Linked DNA regions of Homo sapiens: regions 2 and 3 are each linked to region 1. Evidence: chromatin loops called from intact Hi-C (ENCODE). Cell type or tissue: CD4-positive, alpha-beta T cell. All regions are shown on one strand.

Region 1 (8,000 bases):
TGCCTGGCTCATTTTATTTAATGTAATATCCTCCAGGTTCATCCATGTTGCATGTGACAAAATTCTCTTTGTATTTTCTATGCTTGTTTTTACCCTGTATCGGCAGAGCTGAGCAGTTACAATAGACCTATGCTTGTTTTTACCCTGTATCAGCAGAGCTGAGCAGTTACAATAGACTAAATGGCCCCCAAAGCCTAAAATATTTGCTGTTTGGCTCTTTTTTGGAGACAGGATCTCACTCTGTTGCCCTGGCTGGAGTGCAGTGGTGCGATCATGGCTCACTGCAGCCTTGACCTCCTGGGGTCAAGTGATTTTTGCACCTCAGCCTCCTGAGTAGCTGGGACCACAGGCGTGCACTACCACACCTGGCTAATTTTTTTTCAAGTTTATTTTTTGTAGAGACAGAGTCTCACTACATTTCCCAGGCTGGTCTTGAACTCCTGGGCTCAAGTGATGCTCCCGCCTTGGCCTCCCAAAGTGCTGAGATTGTAAGCATGAACCACCATACCTGGCCTATTTGGCCTTTTACAGAAAAAAATTGCCAACCCCTGGTTTATGGTCTTAGTCAGGACTTGTCTTCGCTCTTCTCCTCCAGAGTTTCCTTCTCTTTTCTGTCTCCATCAAACAGGGTCCTCACCCTCCAGCCCGTATTCTCTCTGACCAACACTTGTGGTACACTCAGAGCTTCGTTTTTGCAGTTCTGGCTTTGAGAGTGTGATCTGAAGAGCACTTGCATCAGAATGGCTTAGGAAAGCTTTTTAAAATTCATATTCCCAGGCTTCACCTGGGTCCCGCCATACCAGAATTGGCCGTGGGGCTCAGGAACCTGAAGCTTGCTCTCTCCCCAGTTGAGACAGTCTCACTCTGTTGCCCAGGCTGGAGTGCAGTGGCATGATCTTGGCTCACTGCAACCTCTGTCTCCTGGGTTCAAGTGATACTTGTGCCTCAGCTTCCCAAGCAGCTGGGATTACAGGCGCCTGCCACCATACCCAGCTAAATTTTTTGTTTTTAATACAGATGGGGTTTCACCACATTGGCCAGGCTGATCTTGAACTCCTGACCTCAAGTGACCCACCCACCTTGGCCTCCCAAATTGCTGGGATTATAGGCGTGAGCCACCACACCCTGCCAGGTTTCTAAGATATTTTCAGGCTAATGAAAACTTCACAAGCCCTGGATACTGTGCTGATAACACCCCCTGCATAAAAGTACAGCCCTGAGCTCTCTCCACTCTGCAAACCACATCTTCCACTTTCACTAATAAATTTCCAGCCTAATTTCCTGCCTTTTAACTGCTTTATTTCCTCAGGAATTCTGAATCAGATCTCAGATGGAGGCAACTATATTGGTTCATCATTTTTTGCTTTTTAAAAAATAATTTACAAACCATGGAATTCACCCATTTTAAGGTGTACAATTAAATAATGCTTTAGTATATTCACATAGTTGTACGTCTATCACTCCAAAAGGAAACCCCGTGCCAGGAAGAGTCACTCATTCCCTGCTCCTCTCCCAGCCCTGGGCAAACTCTCATCTTGTGTCTCTGTGGATTTCCCTCTTCTGGTCATTTCATATCAATGGAATCATACAAGTGGCCTTTTGTATCTGGCTTCTTTACAGTGGATAATGTTTATGAGGTTGATCCATGTTGTAGCACGTATCGCTACTATATTCCTTTATTCCTTTTTTTTTTAAATTGAGATGGAGTCTTACTTTGTTGCCCAGGCTGGAGTGCAGTGGTGCCATCTCGGCTCACTGCAACCTCCGCCTCCTGGGTTCAAGTGATTCTCCTGCCTCAGCCTCCTGCGTACCTGGGATTACAGGTACACGCTATTACCCTGGGCTAATTTTTGTATTTTTAGTAGAGACGAGGTTTCACTATGTTGGCCAGGCTGGACTTGAACCCCTGACCTCAGGTGACCTGCCTGCTGCAGCCTCCCAAAGTGCTAGAAGTACAGGAATGAGCCACTGCACCTGTTGTTTTTTTTTTTTTTTTAATGAGACAGGGTTTCACTCTGTCACCCAAGCTGGAGACTGCAGTGGTACAATCTCGGTTCACTGCAGCCTTGACCTCCCAGGCTCAAGTGATCCTCCCACCTCAGCCTCCCAACGGGCTGAGACTATAGGCTTGTACCGCCATACCTATTTAATTTTTAGTATTTCTAGTAGTGACGGGGTTTCGCCATGTTGCACAGGCTGGTCTCAAATTCCTGGGTTCAAGTGAGCCTCCCAACTCAGCCTCCCTAAGTGCTGGGATTACAGGCATGAACCACTGTACCCAGCCTGCATTCTTTTTTTCATGGCTGAATAATATTTCATTGTGTGGATAGACCACATTTTGTTTACCCATTCATCTGCTGATAGACACGTGGGTTGTCTGCACCTTTTGGCTGTTGTGAACAAGGATACCTACTTCATCTCTTACCTTGGTCACAGGCGGCCTACAGGTCATTAGGCAGCTTAAAGACTGGCTGTTCTTCAAACGCTAGCTCCTGGTCCAGTCAGCTGCAATGGAGGCCAGCTGCTTGGGTCATTCATCCAGGACCCCGGCTCAGAATGGCTTTGCACTCAGTATAGTGACTCACAGTCATCTTGAAATTCTTAATTTTTGAACAAAGCACCCACATTTTCATTTTACACCTGGGCCTCCAGATAATCTTGGTTGATTCCATTTTGACAATGGGGAATAAAGCTAAAGAACAAACCTACATTCTTGGGTGTCTGCTAAGCAGCTGTCACCTCCAATAGAACCAACAAGTGGCTGATACCTTCTGAGCAGGGCTGACACGGATTTCCTGTGAGCCAGTCGCGTCCGGCGAGGGGAAGGGGAGGCCGCTGGGTGTGCTGGTGAGGGAGGGCTCCCTGCTTCCCGTGGACCAGCGGGTCTCAGGCTGGTGCCCCGGGTAACATCCGGCTGTGTCTGAAGACTTTCTTGGTTGTCACAACTGCGGGAGGGAAGGCACCTGGCAGGTAAAAGCAGGGACGTCACTGAACACCCTACAGCCCACAGGCGGGACCCCGATGTGGAAGTGGCCGGTCCCACCGTCAGCAGTGCCTGCGGTGAGAAAATCCACAGTGGGGATGCGGGGAGGAGCCCGCCCTGCTCCCGGGAGGGTCTCAGGGAAGATGACGCTCTGCTGCCACCCAGCGGCCATCAGGGGAAACTCAACCAGGGAGCTGGCGTCCCGCGGGGTTCACTGACCCTGGAATTGCCTTCCCAGGAAGCTTCTACGCAGTGATCTCAGGTGGACGTTCTGTGCCATGCAGCTCAAAGCATCAGAGTTTGTGCGGCTCCACACACACCCCAGCTACAGCGTGGCTGGCAGGTGGAGGTGAATTCTCTATCGTTTGACTCACGGGTGAGGAAAGGGTCCTTCCTCATAGAGATAAGAGCCCAGATCAGCAGGGAGACAGCGCTCCCACCTGTCCTACCCACGATGTGATGCACCAGGCAGCGGGGGCCTGGGACTCCCCACGGTTGCCCTCCAGGACCGGGTCCGTTGCCTTCCTGATGCTCTTCCCTCCCCGTGGTACAAATGTTAAAAACAAACAACAAGACAAAACGAAAAACTATGTAGGAAGGGTACATTTTCATGGTATGTCATGTCCCAAACTTGACGAAAAACCAGCAGTGCAGAAAAAAGTTTTTCTCAGACCTCAAAGATAGCTAGTCTAGAAAAATAGAATAGTCCTAGTCTCTTGCGAACCTGCCATTTTAGCTGTGAGAACAGCTGCAATTCATGCATTTGTCCTTCATTAGAAGGTAATACATTTTAGGAGAACAGGGATCTTTGTCCTGCACTATCAGCCTGAGGGCAGCGGCCAGCACATAGGGTTATAGGGTTTATACAGACTCATCATTACTTCATCCTCTACGTTTAGGAATTTAGAATAAGAAACAAGGAGTTGGGTAGAAATCAAGGTATCATCCCTATTATTCAAAGCTCTGAGGCCAGGCTGGGTATGGTCACTCACACCTGTAATCCCAGTGCTTTGGGAGGATAAGGCGGGTGGATCAACTGAGGTCAGGAGTTCGAGACCAGCCTGGCCAACATGGAGAAACCCCATCGCTACTAAAAATACAAAAACTAGCCAGGCGTGGTGGCGGGTACCTGTAGTCCCCACTACTCAGGAGGCTGAGGCATGAGAATTGCTTGAACCCGGGAGGCGGAGGTTGCAGCGAGCCTAGATTGTACCATTGCAACCCAGCCTGGGTGACAAGAGCAAAACTGTCTCAAAAAAAAAAAAAAAAAAAAAAAAAAAAAAAAACACCAACCCCCGTCCCCCCGCCCGCCACCACACACACACACAGACTCTGAGGCAAGTGGTCTGTATCTGCAGCCTCCTAGCACTTCGCCACAATCAGTATTCCGCCCACCCATCCCACCCTCAGCAAAGCTTGCTGCATGAAAGAGGAAAGTGTGTACACATCTGGAGACAGGAGGCTTGTGAAGAGCACTTAGAAGGTCCAGTTCCTCCCTCCTAGCCGTAGCACCTGGGTAACTCCCTCTACCCTTGGAAATGGCCAAGAGGCTCAAGAGAAAGAAACTCTTTTCCAACAGGCAGCAGTGAGTAGAACACAGCTTTCTGCCAGTGTGGAGTAGTGCATCAGATTCTAGGCGGTTTCATGATCCTCATCCTGGTGTTCCCATCTTGCCAGATCCCCTTCCCTCAAGTGTGGGAGGGGCTTGTGACTTACTTCTATCCAAACGGAATGTGGCAGGGTTGATGGGATCTGACTTCTGTGATGCCATGAGATTGTAAGTCTGTCTTGCTGAGTGACTGTTTTGCTGGCTTTGAAGATCCAATCTGCCATATGGAGACGGCCAAGCAGAAAAGAGCTGGGGATGGCCTGGGGCTGACAGTCAAGAAACCAAGGCCCTCAGTCCAGCAGCCTGAAAATGGATGTTCCTGGGACCTGCATGAACTTGGAAGAGGTCCTTGTCCCGGTTGGGTCTCAGATGAGACCACAGCCCTGGTCAACACCTTCATCGCAGCCTTGTGAGACCCTGAGACAGAGGATCCAGCTGAGTCATATCTGGACTCAAACACCGAGATCACGTGTTTTAACTGCCGAGTTTGTGGTAATGTTGTAAACAGCAACAAACAACTAATACAAGTAGGTAAATATTGGTGGAGTGAATGTTCCAGCCACTTCTACAGCTGATTTACAGAGATTCATCTCTTCTTGATTCTATAGGGTAAGTACAATTTTTCCTACTTTACAGATAAGAAATCAAAAGCCCATGGAGGTTGACATTTGTATAGTGTCATAAAAATCATTCGAAACAGCCAGAATTTGAACACAGGTCAGCATAAAAAACTTGAAGCTGGGCACAGTGGCTCACACCTGTAATTGCAGAACTTTGGGAGGCTGAGGCAGGAGGATCACTTGAGCCCAAGAGTTCAAGACTAGCCTGGGCAAGATAATGAGATGTTTCTAAAAAATAAAAATATTGTTTCTAAACTTGGCTTTTCCCTTTGACCTTCCCTTTGGCTGTAACTTTACAAAGTGGGATATTTGTAACTGTTGGGGGTGGGGTAGGCAGCAGTGCTCAAGATAATGCACTGGACACAGGAGGGCATTGTGTATTTTTAGCTATATACAAGGTGATAGATCTTTAACAAGACTAACATAGTAATGCTTTGTTAACACAAACATTAATGGTGGTTTCCTTGCCCCCCTCCCCCCCCCTTTTTTTTTGAGACAGAGTCTGGCTCTGTTGTGCAGGCTGGAGTGCAGTGGCACGATCTTGGCTCACTACAAGCTCCGTCTCCCGGGTTCACGCCATTCTCCTGCCTCAGCCTCCCAAGTAGTTGGGACTACAGGCACCCACCACCACGCCTGGCTAATTTTTTGTATTTTTAGTAGAGATGGGGTTTCACCGTGTTAGCCAGGATGGTCTCAATCTCCTGACCTCGTGATCTGCCCACCTCAGCCTCCCCAAGTGCTGGGATTACAGGCGTGAGCCACTGCACCCGGCCTCCTTGCCCTGTCTTTATGTTAGATGGGCCTGTGTCCCATGTGGGAGAAGAGGTATCCTGAAGACAGATACTCTGATTCGGAAGGGCTTTTCCCCCACTACTTCACCCATTCACCTCGTAAACCCTATCACATTGGTCCAATGTCCAAGTATTTTATAAACAAACACTCCCAGAACACACAAGTATTTAAAAAGTATTCCTGCAAAGAAACCATAGGTTGAAGATAATGCTAATACTATAACCACAAATAAACTGCAGAGTTGACGTTCCTCCTATATCTGATATAAACTTTATTAGCTCCATTGCAATGGGAGCAGAAAAGGGGGCATGCCAGCCCCTGTCTAATATACGCTGACAGGGAATGATGCTAGAACATTCCCCCGGTTTGAAAGGGGCTGCTGGAGTTAGAGGTTTACACACAGTACAGTGAATGGCTCGTGGAAGGTGGTTGTATGGTAGAGGCAACATTTCAATGAGTAGAATGAACTCCAGAAATGGATTTCCTGGGTCTGAATGGCAGCTCTGCTACTTACTGGCTGTGCATTCTTTTTTTTGAGATGGAGTCTCGCTCTGTCACCCAGGCTGGATTGCAGTGGCATGATCTCAGCACACTGCAAGCTCTGCCTCCCGGGTTCGAGTGATTCTCCTGCCTCAGCCTCCCGAGTAGCTGGGATTACAGGCATGAACCACCACACGGGGCTAATTTTTGTATGTTTAGTAGAGACGGGGTTTCACCATGTTGGCCAGGTTGGTCTCGAACCACCGATCTCAAGTGTTCCGCCTGCCTCAGCCTCCCAAAGTGCTGGGATTACAGGTGTGAGCTGCCCCGCCCGGCCTTGCTGTGCATTATTTTCTGCACCTCAATGTCCTCATCTGTAAGATGGAAGCAAAAAATATACTTACCTCTAAGGTGTTGTAAAGACCAAATAAGTTAATTCATACTGCTTAGGACAGGGCATGGTATACAGGGCTGTGTTAGATTATCATCATTCATCATCGTCATCATGGATGAGAGAAATAAATACAAGAAATCATAAGAAGTATATTTTGGTAAGAATGTAAGAGTTTTCCACTCTTCTAGGAATAGACTGATGGTTCTGTAGCCATGGTAATAAGTAGCTACCTAGACAGGTTTAAATCCATTAAATGGATCCAAGACAACTTACCTCAGTGAACATGCTTTTGCAAGCCAATCAACAGCTGCCCTTTGCATTGGAAATTCAGCCAGTCAGAAGGGATGCACTCTGATGAACACACCTCTACCAATCAGCCTCACCTGAGTAACCACAGGCCAACTTACACCTTCAAGGTTTAGCCTCATTCTGTACCTCCCCAAATTCCTCCCCACAAAGATCAGAAGTCTGCTCTACTCAGAGATACTGTGGTAGACCAGCTTTTCATTACACTAAGGAATAAATTCGGCTTTATGTTTATAGTTCAGATATTGAGTGACAGTAACACCATCCTTTGGTATTCAGGTATGTGCTTTAAAAAACTAGTAGTTGGCCAGGTGCAGTGGCTCACGTCTGTAATCCCAGCACTTTGGGAGGCTGAGGCAGGCAGATCACGAGCTCAAGAGATTGAGACCATCCTGGCCAACATGGTGAAACCCTGTCTCTACTAAAAGTACAAAAAGTTAGCCGGGCGTGGTGGCGGGTGCCTGTGGTCCCAGCTACTTGGGAGGCTGAGGCAGGAGAATGCTGTGAACCCAGGAGGCAGGGGTTGCAGTGAGCCAAGATCGTGCCACTGCACTCCAGCCTGGGCAACAGAGTAAGACTCCATCTCAAAAAAAAAAAAAAAACAAAAAACAAAAAGAAAAACACAAAAAACAAAAAACCACCACTAGTTGTGGTACCCAAATTCAGGGGCTGCTTTTGAAGATCTAGGTCCTCCCAACCTCTCTGCTCCTAAACCATATCCCCACTAGTTAAGAAAACCACTTGACAACTTTTCCAAATGCTTTGTGTTTATTTAATTCCCTCTATATGCTCTGAGATATGACGGACATTTCACAG
Region 2 (8,000 bases), 190 kb before region 1:
GAGGCCGAGGAGGGAGGATTGCTTGAGCCCAGGAGGTCAAGGCTGCAGTGAGCTATGATCGCACCACTGCACTCCAGCCTGGGCAACAGAGTAAGACCCTGTCTCAAACAAACAAACAAAACAACAAAAAATTTAAAATCCTCTCTTTATGGTGGGATTATGGATGACATATATTCTCCATTATCCTTTTTTCTGTATTTTAAAGCATTTCCTCCTGACTGTTCTTTCTTTTTATTGTGTTTCTAGTTTTTTAGTGTGTGTGCATTTTCTCTTCTGAACTTTACCAGCTACTTAACAAGTTCTATTCAAATATCTCATTAAAAGTTTCATGGGAATACAATTTCCAAATGTATTCACTACATGCATGTATGTTATCTTCAGGATTGGAAACAGGCAATAATTACTGTTTTTTAAATAAGCCCTGAAATAAATCAAGTCACCCTTGAGGCCAGCAGTTAACAAATCATGTTTTCTGCCTCCTCAGAGTTAACTTTTTGATGCCAGTTTAGCAGCTCAACGGGCAGAAATAGAGCCAGGTGCTTTGGGACTCATTAAAACCACCCTAACAACCCTCCTAGGGACCCTGAGAATAGACGACACCATGTTTTTCATCCGTCCAGGTAGGCTGTGTAATTATGATCAGTTTATTCAACCCATCTCAGGGCTGGCAAGAAAAACAGCTTCTTTGAGGGAGAAAAAAAAAAAGCCAAAGGGAAAAACCACGTTGGGTCACAGGCAAGAGGGGTTTGGGAATTAATCAACGTGGACCCGTTAGAGGGAGTGAAACAGTGAGATGGCAGGTGGAGAGTTGCACTGGGCTACGGCACAGAGTCGGCCTGTGAGCACTGAGGCAGGTTGGGTTTTTTGTTTTTCTGTTTGCTCGTGGGCAGCAGCGGGCGGCAGACTTTCTAATTCTCTGTGGCTGACTGGGCAAAGTCTTCCCTACCACAGGCAAATCCATAGCTTCCCTCCCCACTCCCCACCTTGTGCGCTCAGCCGGCTATTGTCCACGCTTTGCTCAATATTGACGTTCTTGGAATTGTAGGTTATATATCACTTTGTGTATTTTTTGGACTATCTAAATATTATTCAAAAGCTTTCCTAACTAAAATGGAAGTTCCTTTCCTGTTTCCAATGGGAGCAGCTTTAAAAATGCAGAAAGCCTGTGAAAATGTCAGAACACGACAAATCATAAACTGATAACGTGCCATTTACTGTACCTCACTTATTCCTAAATAAAATTGTAATAAGAAAATATATATTTTAAAATATATATTTTAAAACTCACAGTTTTTGCATCAAAGGTCACAATCAACAGAGTGAAAGCAACCAATGGAATAGGGGGATACCATATTCGCACATTACATATCTGAAAAGGGGTTCATCTCCAGAGTATATAAAGAACGCTAACTCAACAACAAAACACTAACAACATGATTTTAAAATGGGCAAAGAACTTAGACATTTCTCCAAAGAAGGTCTACAAATGGCCAACAGACACAAGAAAAGGCACTCCACCTCACTAATAATTAGGGAAATGTAAATCAAAACCACACCACTGCTATCAAAAAACAGAAAATAACAAATTTTGCCAAGGATGTGGAGAAATGGGAACCCTGGTATACTGTTAATACACAAGGAAAACAGCATGGCAGCCCCCCCCAAAAATTAAACATAGAATTACGATATAATCCAGGAATGCCACTTCTGCTTATGTACCTAAAAAATTGGAAGCAGGAACTCATACTCCTATGTTCATTGCAACGTTATTCACAATAGCTCAGAAGTAGGAGCTACCCAAGCGTTCACTGAAGGAATAGATAAACAAAATATGGTCCATCTGTACAATGGAATATTATTCCCCTTTCCAAAGGGAGGACATTGTGACACATGCTACAAAGACCTCATTTGACACCAGAAAAAATAATATAATAATGTTAGCAGTTTATCCTAGAATTTGTTACAACTAATAGGTAAGATGATGAAAACATTGGTCTCCTCCTGAAATTGTATAATAAATAAAATAGTCTATACACTAATTAGAATGTAATTATATATAGCAACCAAAGTTTATGTAATACTTTGGGACCAACAACAATGATTTGTATAATAATAAAATATTTCATTATAAAATTTAAATATACATTCTAGTAGAGTACAAGAAAAAAATGTCAGATCGAGTGAACCATCATATGAACCACCAAATTTAGCCTCACACTAACAGAAGAGGAAGACTTATTTAAAAAAAAAAAAAAAGATGCTCATTCACTGGTATATCAGTTAGATAACCTTTTCTGTTGTTTGACGCTTTGGTTATGTTTAATGTCAAACAGAAGCAGAACCATCTAGCTGTTATCTGTTAGAACAAGATCTTTTCTGCCATCTGCTGGACATCTGTCATAACTATACAAATTAGCTATAAAATCATTCTAACTTTAAATTTTTAACATAAGCTGGGTGCGTATGATGCTAGTGGCACCGGCTTAGACACAGCCACCTTACCCCGTGCAAAACCTGAATTGACGAAGAGACACTGCATCCCTACTTTCTCCAGTTCTCATCCACTCAGATCTTCAACTTCTTATTGTAAGAAAAAAAAATGTATTTAGTGTCTGTAACACCGGATAACGTCTCCCCACGCGTCCTCATTCTGTTGACATCCCAACGTTCAAAACTGTTCACCTCAGTCCTTAATATCACAACCCTCACCTCCAGCCAGTGTGTGTCTTGCCAGCACACCGATGGGAGCCACTTGTTCACGTCCCTTCACTGGGGTGCACAGACTGCCACCCAGGTGTTCAGCTTTCTGGCATTTTCCTGTTATTTGCGTGCTTTATTTGGTGCACGGGATTCTTTTACAAGTTCTATGATCCTGCGGACAAGCCACTACTTCCATTTCAGGTGTTCCAACCTTTCTAGGTGAGCTATATTCTTGGGGTCCACAAATTTCTCTCTCCATCTTTTTTTCTCTCCCCCTCCACCCCTCCTCCCTGCCCACCTTCTGTTGCTCTTCTGACCATCCAGAGGACTTTTTTTTTTTTTTTTTTTGAGACAGCCTCTTGCTCTGTCACCCAAGCTGGAGTGCAGTGGCACAATCACAGCTCAAAATTCCCAGGCTCAGGTGATCCTCCCACCTCAGCCTCCAGAGTAACTGAACCTATAGGCTCACACCTCTGCAAGGGAAAGGAACAGGGCTTCTGTGTCAGTTACCAGTCAATTGCCTCCCAGCTTCTAAGTCCACAGGTTCAGTGCCGGCCCTGCAATCACGGAGCTGTCCTGGCAACTTTGCAGGGAGCGCAGTGCTAGGCTCTGCCACTAGAGGGGGTGGGAGGGATATCCCAGGAGGAAGAGGCGCCACTGCGCCGCCATCTTGTCTTTCTTCTTGCTCCTGTTATGGCCTTGTCAGCCCCACGTGAATGGGGCCCCCTGGCGTGTTCACGACCCCAGCTCCTGCCTGTGGCTGCCTTACCACAGGCCTCTCCATACTCCAGCCACCAGCCTTGGCCCCTGGACCCCAGAAGGCTGCCTCCTATTTCCCCTGGTGACCATGGTCCCACCCTTGCCCAACCAGAGGCCTCACCCAGACGTTGAGGTTCATACCTCCACTTTTGACTTGCTCTTTCCTTGGGATTATTAAAAGTTTGACCATGTTTGATGTTTGTTTCTTATCACCCCACAGCTGGACAAGCTGATTAGAAAACCTGGGTACTCCCTCTTCTAGTGCCAGTGGGGAGTTCAAACCCTGTGCAGTACCCCTGGCTGTGGCCCATCCCCTAAGCACCATAAAACCCCAACCCCAAACCAGCCTCCTTTCTCTGCCCTCTCAAGCCACATTCAGACCAGCTTGGGAAAGCCCACTCTGCTCTCTTCAGAAATCCTGTTATGTAATAAGCTTCATACCCTCTTGGAGTGTGGGTATGTGTGTGTCCTCAGTCTTAACATTCAAACTCAATTTTGGGTGGTGTAATCCTTTTTCTCCTGGGCGGCCCCAACCTTTGCGTTGTTACAGCCTCTCACCTGCTCAAGCCAGGTTTGGGTAGGTGCACCTGAATCCATCAGTTCTCCTTTTTCTCTCCCAGAAAACCATAAGAGAATCTTGATTGCTCCCATATCCTCTCTTACCCAGCACCCTCCAATCCATTATCACTTGACAGGCATGTTGAGCTTTAAATTAGGTAAACCCAATTGTGCTGCTCCATTCTTTAAAATTTGTCAATGGATTCCCATTCCTCTGAGAAACCTTCCTCCCTAGGTATCCTTCAGAATTCTTTTTTCTTTATAGTTAGGCCCATGTTGTGGTCAATAAATCTTTATTTTGGAGGTCAGAAAGCTTTTTTCCACAAAGGAGCAGAGAATATATATTTTAGGTTTTGCAGGCTATTTGGTCTATGTTGGATATTCTTCTCTGGTTTGCTCATATTACCACACTTTAAAAATATAAAAAACAATTCTTGCCCAGGTGTGCTGGTTCACATCTGTAATTCCAGCGCTTTGGAAGGCCAAGGCAGGAAGATCAATTGAGCTCAGGACTTTGAGACTGGCCTGGGCAACATAGTGAGACACTGTCTCTATAAAAACATTTAAAAATTAGCCAGGCTGAGCGGGCAGGATAACTTGGACTGGCTTATTTCACTTAACACAATCACCTGCTGGAAGCTGGTGCCCAGGAGATCAAGGCTTCAGTAAGCTATGATCATGCTACTGCACTCCATCCTGAGTGACAGAATAAGACCCTGTAAAACACACACACACAAAACTATTTTCTAGCTGTGGGCTATTGAAGGTAGCAGGCCATCGTGTGCCAGCCCCTGCTTTATATTAAATGCTGCTTGTGCAAATTGCTGTGGGTTTTTTTCTCTTCATTGGACTCTGACTGATACAGCTTCTCAATGCAGATTCTCTTTCGAAACTCCCAATCATTTTTCCCCAGAGAAAGAATACGCTAGAAAGTGGATAAAGGCCAAAAGTCCAAAACTAGTGTATCTTCAACTACACAGAAAAGCACCAAAAATGGGCCATAGACATCCCCCATTCAAAAAAATTAAACATCATGGAGAAAGGCACCCCCAGTCAGTCACTGAATACAGAAGGGTCTTCCTGAAGTACGGAGGGTAACAGAGACTGACAGTCACAAGGGTCATCAGTGGTCTTTTTTTTTTTTTTTTTTACACGGAGTCTAGCTCTGTTGCCCAGGCTGGAGTGCAGTGGCACGATCTTGGCTCACTGCAATCTCTGCCACCCGGGTTCAAGCGATTCTCCTGCCCCAGCTTCCCAAGTAGCTGGGACTACAGGTGCATGCCACCACACCTGACTAATTTTTTGTATTTTTAGTAGAGACAGGATTTCACTGTGTTAGCCAGGATGGTCTTGATCTTTTGCCCTCGTGATCTGCCTGCCTTGGCCTCCCAAAGTGCTGGGATCAGTGGTCATTTAGTTGAATAGCTTAGGCCACATAAAGCACATGGTCTTTTTGCTAAAAAGAATAGAATCCATAGAAAATAAAATGTAAAGAGTGTAACAGCAGGATTAGATTTGCTCACTTTCATACTCAGTATGGCTGCCATGTGATAATGGGTGGAAAGCCGTTGGGTAGGAGCGGATGTGGGAGAAATAAAACACTTAGTGTAGCATTCTGGGTAAGAAACCAGAAGGATTGAATATTTCAAATGCACTTATCAGACACTGGCCTCAAGATGCTGACTTGAGCAGTAAGAGATGGTAAGATTTTGCTCAGTTGATGCAAAGCTGGAACCCAGAGGAGACTGCCTCCTCACCACTGAAATGAGGGTCTATTGACGAGCAGCATGTGCCTCACCTGGAGCCTGTCACTGAATCAGACCCTGCATTTTAACAAGATCTGAGGGTGAATTATATGCACATTAAAAATTTGAGGGCCACGAGGTTACAGTAAATGAAGCGAGATGCTAGAAATTTCTCTTTATACTGTACACCAGTGGTTCTCAACCTTTGTTGCACATTAGAATTACCTGGAAAAATTTTTTAAACCTGATTTCCAAGTATCGACTCAAACTCGTATCTCTTGAGGGTGAGAGTCAGGCATCAATATGTTTCAAAATTGTCTGGGGATGGAGAAAGGGAGTCGCTCTTGAGCAGGTCTTTGCTATCTTATCCTTAGGAGCAGCCAGCCTTAAATCCACTCTCTCAGGGTGTCCTGTCTATTCTGCCCTTACCTTTCAAAATTTTCTTATTCCTTTGCAATGAATTACTCTATGCTGCATCTCTTTTACTGTGTGTCTATTGTTTACATTCCTTTAAATTAAGAAGACAAGAACCGAGGTGTCACAACAGTGAACTTTAATAAATGAATCCAGCCTATTTCCGGAGTTCTGAGGATCTCTGGTCTCTGCCTCTGTGAGCTCAACCAGCCATTCATGAAATACCCTCCCAAGACCAGCAGCATCAGCATCACTGAAAATGCAGATGCTCAGGTTATTTAAAACAAGTAAAATCTGAGAAATTTTCACCAAGAGGAGCCTAGGGAGGCATGACAACTCAAGGCAATGTGGCGCCTTGGATGGAAAAGAAGGAAGAGGAGGCCATCGTATCAACACTGAGGAGGTCTCAATAAAATAGGCACCTGAGTTCACAGCAATATACAGAGTCAGCTCATCGCTTGTGGCAAATGTGCCGTATTAAAGAACCATGTGAACAGTGGGGGAAATGGTGCAGAGCATTGGCGAGCTCTATAGACTTTTGAAAGATATTCTAAGATGAAATCTAAGGCCAGGTATGGCGGCTCGTGCTCATGTAATCCCAGCACATTGGGAGGCTGAGCCAGGCAGATCACCCAAGATCAGAAGCTCCAGACCAGCCTGGCCAACATGGCGAAACCCTGTCTCTACTAAAAATAAAAAATTAGCCAGGCGTGGTGGCGGCACACCTGTAATTGCAGCTACTCAGAAGGCTGAGGCAAGTGAATTGCTTCAACCCGGGAGGTGGAGGTTGGGGTGAGCCGAGATTGCGCGACTGCACTCCAGCCAGCCTGGGTGACAGAGTGAGACTTGGTCTAAAATAAAATGAAGTCTATTTTTCAATGCAAACTCTAAGGCCACACCCCTGATCTACTAAACTGGAAGCTCTGGGATCAGGGCCCACCCTTTTGTAGATTAGCAAAGCCTTCAGGATGTGGTACTATCACTAAGACCAACTAGTCACCAGAGACTCCCAATGCCTCTGTAGTTCAAGATTCAAATCAGGAATTTAGAAGTTGCCAAATTTAGACCAAGAAATACACCATCTGGGGCGGGGAGATAAATAGGCAGAGCAGAGAGGATTCGGGGGGGGCAGTGAAAATATCCCCCATGATACTCCAGTGGTGGATACTCATGAGGCCTTTGTCCAAACCCACAGGATGTACAACACCCAGAGCGAGCCCTAATGAACACCATGGACTCTGGGTGGTGGTGATATGTCCAGGCAGGCTCACTGATGGAACAGGTGCACCGCTCTGCTGGGGATGCTGGGCGGGGAGAGGCTGTGCCGTGTGGGGAGGGAGTCTAGGGGAACTCTGTGCTGTCCACTGAATTTCCCTGTGAACCTAAAACAGCTCTGAAAAAGTCATTAGCCAGGCGTGGTGGCTCACACGTATACTCCGAGCACTTCTGGAGGCCAAGGTGGAAGGATCGCTTGAGGCCAGGACTTTGAGACCAGCCTTGGCAACAAAACCAGATCCCATCACTACAAAAAATTATTTCAAAAAATTTGAATAAAATAATACTAATAAAGCCTAATACAAACAATACAGGATGCAGTGGCTCACACCCGTAATAGCACTTTGGGGGGCCGAGGCAGGCAGATCACTTGAACTCAGGAGTTCAAGACCAGGCTGGGCAACGTGGCAAAACCCCTCTCTACAAAAAAATACAAAAATTAGCTGACATGGTGTGGTGTGTTCTAGTCCCAGCTACTCCGGCGGCCAAGACGGCAGAATTGCTTGAGCCGTGGAGGTCAGGTCTGCAGTGAGCTGTGATTACACCACT
Region 3 (8,000 bases), 290 kb before region 1:
AGTTTTGGTAAGTTTTGATTTAAGCAATAATCTATCATGAGAAAAAGTTCACACTTACTGCCCAGGGTTACTCAATGCTAGAGGCTTCATGTGGAGCTTCTGAAATTATGTATGGGAGACCCGTGGAGCTGTCAATTGGGAACAAAATGCCCCACATCATGATTACTATCCTCAATAGAAAAACCACGTTGGGTTTCAAATATCAGTGTCACACCCACATTTCCTCTGAAATTCAGGTGCTGGTTTACAGCTAAGATGCTTTCCACATGAGCATATTAATGTTGGGGTCCTCAGTTTTGGGGATGTAGCCAGGATTTACTTAAATGAAGGCTGAGGATTTCCTGGGGAAATACCAGAAACATTGTCTTGTATATGACACAGTAGATTGGAACAAGATTTTCTAATATGCATAGTTTAGGGAATCGCATTTTAACTCTGTCCCTAAAACACAGTCATTCAGCCGTCAGAAAGTGGTCCACGCTGACATTCCATTATTAACTCACCTTGGCCTTGGAATTCAAGAATGACTTGGGGAAGAGCTGAATGGGAAGGTGGGAGGTGTAGAGGTGTGGGCCCTTCTGACTCTCTAAACCTGCTTTCTTACGTTTAACTTCTATCCATGGTGAACGATCCCAGGGAACAACAGATTGGACCCAACTAGGATCTCCCTTGGAGTGGATCAGACTGATGATTTCCACTATCCAAAAGCTTCCTGAATAAAAAAGAAGAAGGTGTCACCTACTTCAATGTGACATTGACCCCACCACTACATCTTAAAGACCCTGTGTTATTTCAGCAATAATGCCCCTGCCCATCAATCCAACTGGTGTTTTCATTCCTCATCTTAGTCTTAAGTGCATTCAACTGATGCTTTATTCTAGAGGTACTCTGTTCCTTTCACCTTTATGTGGCCATCTTTACCCTGTTTTGTCATAATACTCTTTTAAAAAACCAACTTTTAAAATGTTAAATTGTGGTAAAATACAAACAAACAATTGACTGGCTTAACCATTTGTAAGTGTCCGGTTCAGTAAATATGCACATTATCATGCAACCATCACCACCATCCATCTCCAGAATGTTTTTCTCTTTGCAAAATTGAAACTCTGTAAACATTAAAAAGCAACTCTTTTTATTCTCTTCCCATCAGCTCCTCGCAACCACCACACTACTTTCCCTCTCTATGAATATTTCTATACCAGGTACCTCCTATGACTGGATCACACAGTATTTATCCTTTCATGCCTGACTTTTACATAGTATAGTGCCCTCAAGGTCCATCCATGTGGTACCATGTATTAGAACTTCCTCTCTTTTAAGGGCGACTAATATTCCATTGTTTGTATAGAGTACATTCTGTTTATCTGTTCATCTGTCGATGGACATGTGGGCTGCTTCCACCTTTGGGCTGTTGGATGCCCTAATATTCTTGCTCCCACTGCTCAATATCATTTTATTTATTTATTTATTTATTTTTTATTTTATTTTTATTTTTTGAGACAGAGTCTCGCTCTGTCACCCAGGCTGGAGTGCAGTGGCACGATCTCGGTTCACTGCAAGCTCTGCCTCCCGGGTTCATGCCATTCTCCTGCCTCAGCCTTCCGAGTAGCTGGGACTACAGGTGCCTGCCACCACGCGCAGCTAATTTTTTGTATTTTTTTTTAGTAGAGACGGGGTTTCACCGCCGTTAGCCAGGATGGTCTCGATCTCCTGACCTCCTGACCTCCTGATTCGCCCGCCTCGGCCTCCCAAAATGCTGGGATTACAGGCGTGAGCCACCGCGCCCGGCCTCAATATCATTTTAAAAAGAGCAAAACTGTCATGTGCAGCCAACATGGAGGGAGGGAACTGGAAGAAATTATGTTAAGTGAAATAAGCTCAGCCCAGTAAAACAATGGCACCAAATAGTCTTAATGCACAGAATAGACCATTGAACCACTGCACACATGCACTTGCTAAATATTACAATATTTTCACTCCCATTTTCCCACCTTTCATATTCTTTCTCTAGTTACACTGTAGTATCCGTTACACTCGATAATCCCAGCTTCCCTGTATGTGCTTCTCCACCAGCGATCTCTGCCTCAATGCATGACACCAACACATGTCTACTATTCTTTGCCTGAAACCTCAGGCATATGTATGTGCCTTCTCCTCATCCATGCGGTTCTCAGCTGGGGTAAACTGTGTCCACCTCAAGGGAAAATTAACAGTGACTGCAGACATTTTGAGTTATCACACTTGAGTATGCTACTGACTCCAGTGGGCAGGGGCCAGGGATGCAGCTAAACATCCTACAATGCACAGGACAGCCCTCTTCCCCCTGAAAATGTATTATGTGGCCCACAATGTCTGTAGTGTAATAGATCGAAACACTGCCATCTGGCAAAGACCTTCTCCTCGACCAGACTTGACTTGGGCTTCCCTGAGTCCTCTTCCTGACTAGGCCTGGACTTTGGACATCTGTGTTGAAACTGTGTTGCACCCAGTTTCAACAAGGGTAATGAGAATCCCCCCATCCTTGATACCTGATCAGATTTCCCATGTTCCACTCTTAATGTCTAAATCTTTGGCCTGCCTTTAGCAAGGATTCTGCTCCTGATACCTAATCAAGTTGTTCTTTGTAATTTCCCACCCACTGACCGCCTTACTTTGATAATTGTCTACAAAAAACCAACTATCATTGCTATATTCAGAGTTGGGTCTCTCTCCCCTGTTGCAATTGTCTTGAATATTCTTCCTCACCATTTACCCAAGTGTCAGAATATTTTTTCTTTTACATCTAACAGTCTCACATTCACGCTCAGCATCTAAGGATAAATGTTTATTTTTTCACCGAAATTCTTTCAATAATCAGTCCCTTCTAACCATCCTGCATGATCACTTAAATCTGCCTTAGCTTCTGTGGGATCTCATGTCTCTCTCTGTCTCTACAGTGCCCCAGTAATCACATTCATTTGCATTATGTTTAATTGTCTGGTTTAATCCGTCTCTCTGAGTAGAAGCTTTGTTAAAACACCACACTATCGGCGCCTGTAGTCCCAGCTACTTGGGAGGCTGAGGCAGGAGAATGGCGTGAATCCAGGAGGCGGAGCTTGCAGTGAGCTGAGATCGTGCCACTGCACTCCAGCCTGGGTGACAGAGCGAGATTCCGTCTCAAAAACAAAGAAACAAACAAACAAAAAAACCCCACACTATCCACCAAAGCATACCCAAGCGCAGGGCATAAAGAAGGCACTCCATCAGTATCTTCACCGCATCCCTTCCTGAGTTTCGGGTCCCACTTCCCTACCTGACTTTGGGTAAGAAAGTGTAATGACATCTTCATCCCGCAACACAATTTCATCTTGCAAACGTCTCAGGTCTGTAAAATTATTGCTGGGAAAAGGAATCCCTTCAATCCAGATAGATCCACCAGCCATCTAAAGAAACACCACAGTCTTCCCAGGTTCGTATTCGCTGCACCTGTGCAATCTTAGCGGCACCACTTTTCTTGTTCTGCGACAGGTTAAGATGCAAAGGATGGAGACATTGGGACAGAGCAGCCCAAGTTCATTTTGATACAGCTCCGATGACTGGACGATTACCAGGCTTTTTGGTCTGGTGCTGATAGGATTAACGACATGGACACATGTGGAGTAGTTTTAAGGAGTGAAAAGTTTAATAGCAAGTAAGAAGGAAGAAAGAAGAGAACAGCTCCCCCGTACTGAGACATGGGAAAGGAACAGAGATAGACCCTGTGCGCAACAGAAAGACAGTCCCTTATATCTGGAGGCTGGAGGAGGCAGTATCTGGTTTGCATAGGGCCCAAAGGATTGGCTTGACCAGGTGTGTTATTCATGTAGCCTGGGAGAAACCAGGCCCTCCCGCCATAGCCTTTTAATATGCAAATGTGGGTTGCCATGATGGTTTGAACACATGGTGTTACTTGGAGGTGGCCTTCACACTTTGCACAGGTGGTAACAAGGAGAAGACGGTGGGAATCACCATGTTGAGTGGACCCAGTTTCTAGTGGCCAGCATTTGCATATCAAAGCTTGTCAGCCCGGCCCTTGAAGCCGCCTTTTTGGTTAGAAAAGAGATTGCTTGGTTAGAAAAGAGATTTCTTATTACAGGAAAATTTTCACCAAGAACCTTTACCCTTACTGTATGCCTAAAATGATTTCTTAATAACTCCTGTAATATCCCCCCCTCAAAGAGAAGTAAACCTAACTGCTGTTAGGGGGTGTTAGATGATGATTCTTTCTGGGTACTGTCTGCTGAAAAGGGGCGTGTGGTTGGGGGGGGACAGCAATTGGGCCTTCTCCTGTGGTTGATCTGAGGTTCTCAGAAGAATGGCATGTCTGTGTGTGGCTCAGCTCACAGCACCATTTAAAGTTTAATTGCTTCTATTAAACTTTATTTAATGTTTTATTAAATAAAACATTATTTAATAAAATATTAAAATATTAAACTTTATTTGATTTAAGGTGAAAAAATATAAATTTTACAAGAAGATTTAAAATGTAGGGTTAGGATACAATTATTAAAATTACCACCGTTAGTGGGGGGCCCTGTTAGACCATAACTGACAGTAGAGTTTGACACCTTTTAGTTACACCAATGGATTGCAATACTGGCTTGCCTCCACTAGATGTCGGTGTACATTACCAGAAACGTTAATATAGCGGTAACTTTTTCCTAGAGAAAAGCGGACATTTCCCCCTTAATCTGCCGTTAGAGAATAACTTTAGGCCTAGGCCATTTTTACAACTTGCAATATGATTGGGAGAAAGACATTATTGGGTGGCTAAAATAACTTTAGCGTTAATTTTGACAATTCCTTTCCTTTAATTACTAAATTCTTTTATGACTTTTATAAACCTTCTTACAACACCTTTACACTTTTTGATTTGTCCTAAACATCCTTTCTTTAAACAACCGGTTATTTCCCTTTAGTACAAGAATTTACCATACAAAATCCTTCCGTACATAAAATCTCTTCCTTTATAACCTTTTCATAGTGTGTATTATATTACCAACCTTTAGTAAAAAGTCTTTTCAAACTTAGTGATGGTATAACTTTCATGCTTCTTATCCATAACTATTAGTCCTGCTATAAGCAAAACAACCTTGACTAAATTTTTCCTGCAATTATTAATCCTGTTATAAGGATGATAATCTGGCAAAATATTACAGCAATTAGAATTTTACAACCAGAATTCCACATTGTGAGTGCCACAGCGTTTAGTTCTATTGCAAATAGTAGCTTGACTAGAACAATTTTCACAAGAGTGGCATAGTAAATAATTTTCATTTAAAACTTTACTTGCCAAGACATAACATGTCCCTTTGGGGATTTACAAAGTTACAAATATGATTCTATGAATAATTAAATCTCTCTGCAAATATGCATTAAAAAGAAGTTCTAATATTTGGCAGTGAACTTTGAGAGGAAAGTTTAGAAATAATAAAAAGTATTTGATAAGGTAGGAGTGGGACTGAGTAAGATGCGTAGCCCTCACTCAGTTACTTATCTTTTATGATTTTCAGCTTAAGATCTTCTACTTTTTTTTTTTTTTTTTTTTTTTTTTTGAGACGGAGTTTTGTTCTGTCGCCCAGGCTGGAGTGCAGTGGTGTGATCTTGGCTAACTGCAACCTCCACCTCCCGGGTTCAAGCGATTCTCCTGCCTCAGCCTCCTGAGTAGCTGGGACTACAGGCGCCCACCACTGCACCCGGCTAATTTGAATTAGTTTTTGTATTTTTAGTAGAAACAGGGTTTCACCATGTTAGCCACGCTGGTCTCGATCTCCTGACCTCGTAATCCGCCCGTCTCGGCCTCCCAAAGTGCTGGGATTACAGGCGTGAGCCACCGCGCTCGGCCAAGATCTTCTATTTCTTCACACTGATATTGAGGACATTCCTCTGGACCGTCAGGGGTTGCTTCCTCAGCTTTGCAGGCTTTGGCTTGATCGTGATGTATTCACAAGTTGATTCCTGTAACTTTTACTGCCCAAGGGGGTTGAGAGAACAACAGTGTAGGGCCCTTCCTAGCTTGGCTTAGGGAAGGTGACAGAGGTGAGAGTTTTACTAATACCAAATTTCTTGGGTTAAATAGAGGTGGTTCCTGCTGGAAGTGAGCTAGAGAGGTTACATGCTTAACCAATTTAGAGGTTTCCTGCCTGAAAACAATTTCTGAGCACATGGATAAGTTTTATCCTTTCCCAAGTGAAAAGCTTGGTGAAGGATTTTAAGAACTTTTCATTGGCTGGAGGCTGGCAAATAGAGTTTGCCATCCTGACTGTAGCCATCCTGAGGGCTGAAAAGTATGCCCTAGAGAAGTAGTCTATTCTATTTTTGTAGGGGAATACTGAGGTTTAATTTCTCTTACAGAGTCTTTTTAGATTAGAAGGGGCTTGAAGTGTGTTAATACCTCGAAGCTTTCATGCCTTTGACTTAGCTGCCTGATCAGCTAATTTATTTCTTTCGGCTACCTTGTTTCCTTTTAATGTTCCTTAAAATGCATCCTTGCTATTTTTTTGTGGAAGAAAAACTGAGGATAATAACCTGCTAATTTCCTGGTGATATTTTATAGGAGATCCATTAGTGGTAAGAAAATGTGTTTCCTTTTAAATGGCCCCAGCATGAGCATGGAGAGCTATGAAAGCATACTTGGAGTTAGTGTAAATGTTAGCTGCCTTTCCCTTGCTTAATTTAGGTGCTCTTGTAAGAGCTATTAGCTCAGCTAATTGAGCGTTTGTGCCTGGGGAGAGTGACTACTGCTTATCCTGCCTTATGTACATCTTGCTTTACTGGCTGTCAGCTAAGAGCTCCCCCTAGAGGACCGTGATTCTGCTACATTATGTGGGCTGTAAACAGTTAAATTATTTCCTAGGGTTAACTTGGAGGCTTTTCTGACTAGTAGAGCTATCATGACAATGGCTTGCAAGCGTGTGTCAACTAAGGTTGAGAAAAAGATTGGATTAGCCTTTTTCCTGAGATGCCCCTTACGGTCATGCTCTGGGGAGAGGGGAGATCTGGATTAGAGAGGAGAAGACAGAGAGAGACTAGCTCTAGTGTTTGGAAGGAGGTTTACTTTCCTTCCTTTAATTTCCAGAATCATCCAGAGCTCCTGTGCTATAATGGCAGTTTGAACCGCTGGAGCCGAGATTTGAGCCCCGGGACCCATCAGTCCTGCTGGACCGTCTGTGAAACTGGTCCTGAACCCAGTGACCTCCGCCTCTGGGGGCAATTCCATCTCCAGTGGTTTTTGCCACAGGCTGGACAGGGTCGAAGTTGCTTCGTCTTGCTGCCTGGGCAATCCTTAAAATGCCCTGGCCTGCCACATCAATAGCAACTAGCAGATGCACCTTGGGGATTCTGGATGTTGCAAGCCTGCAAAGCTGCTGCTAGAGCCTCTGTCCGTCTCCCGAGCTTGCTCTCTTTCTTTTGGGCATCCTCCTCCTGGTCCATATTATTAAAGACCGAAGTGGCCACTTTCAGGAGGCTCTCTAAGGTGCTGTCTGGTCCTGTACCTTGGTTTTGTAGTTTCCTTCTACTATCAGGAGCTGCCTTGTGTAATAAACTTGTCCTTCAGGATGAGCTGTTCCTCAACTGAATTACGGGATAAGGAGGTATACTCTATTAGTGCCTTTCCATAAAGGCTACAGGAGTCTTATCTGGCTTTTGGTCCATTATAGACAGTTTAGAGTATGATACCTTGTTTTAACCTGAATTGACTCTCCCTTAGCTGAGAGAGCCAGACAGACACCATCTTGGCTCCTTCACTTACAGCCCCTTACTCACCCCCTTCCTCAAGGACTTAACTTGTGCAAGCTGACTCCCAGCACATCCAAGAGTGCAATTAACTGATAAGATACTGTGGCAAGCTATATCTGCAGTTCCTAGGAATTTGCCCAGTTGATAGCACCCAGAGCCCCCCGCGTTTGTGTCCGGTTGATAACACCCAAAGCCCCGCGCCTATCACCTTGTGATGGATTTAAAACCCCTGCACCTGGAAC

Evidence for each region. Hi-C counts contacts between places; a loop is a spot of excess contacts. Peaks named below come from ENCODE experiments on the same cell type or tissue, not always from the same donor. Only the 100,000 strongest peaks of a DNase experiment are listed, where the experiment ranks them.
Region 2: it touches region 1 in a loop (11-fold over the local background); 45 of 110 quality-filtered maps call a loop at or near these places.
Region 3: a loop joins it to region 1, with 11 times the contacts of the local background. A loop is called at or near these places in 64 of 110 quality-filtered maps.

The regions. Positions count from the first base shown.
Region 1 is chr19:56,061,744-56,069,743 of GRCh38, reverse strand. It overlaps NLRP5 (NLR family pyrin domain containing 5), which reads right to left. Exons shown (of 15, transcript NM_001433705.1): 15 at 7,934-8,000. LINC01864 (long intergenic non-protein coding RNA 1864) reads right to left here and starts at 3,060. Exons shown (of 4, transcript NR_110741.1): 1 at 2,769-3,060. In CD4-positive, alpha-beta T cell, CTCF peaks have their summits at 2,962 and 3,162 (motif pointing left); a DNase peak (open chromatin) is centred at 3,133; H3K4me3 peaks cover 514 bases; H3K27me3 peaks cover 840 bases.
Region 2 is chr19:56,248,316-56,256,315 of GRCh38, reverse strand. All of the region lies in intron 2 of ZSCAN5A (zinc finger and SCAN domain containing 5A), which reads left to right. It overlaps LOC124904775 (a long non-coding RNA gene), which reads left to right. Exons shown (of 2, transcript XR_007067350.1): 2 at 1-1,257. Among named protein-coding and RNA genes, the nearest start is that of EDDM13, 20 kb to the left of the region's middle. In CD4-positive, alpha-beta T cell, CTCF peaks have their summits at 2,020, 2,349 (motif pointing left) and 3,341 (motif pointing right); DNase peaks (open chromatin) are centred at 2,375 and 3,335.
Region 3 is chr19:56,347,278-56,355,277 of GRCh38, reverse strand. It overlaps a transcript of ZSCAN5A not described here. Among named protein-coding and RNA genes, the nearest start is that of ZSCAN5A, 36 kb to the right of the region's middle. In CD4-positive, alpha-beta T cell, CTCF peaks have their summits at 4,433, 4,634 (motif pointing right) and 6,841 (motif pointing left); a DNase peak (open chromatin) is centred at 4,647.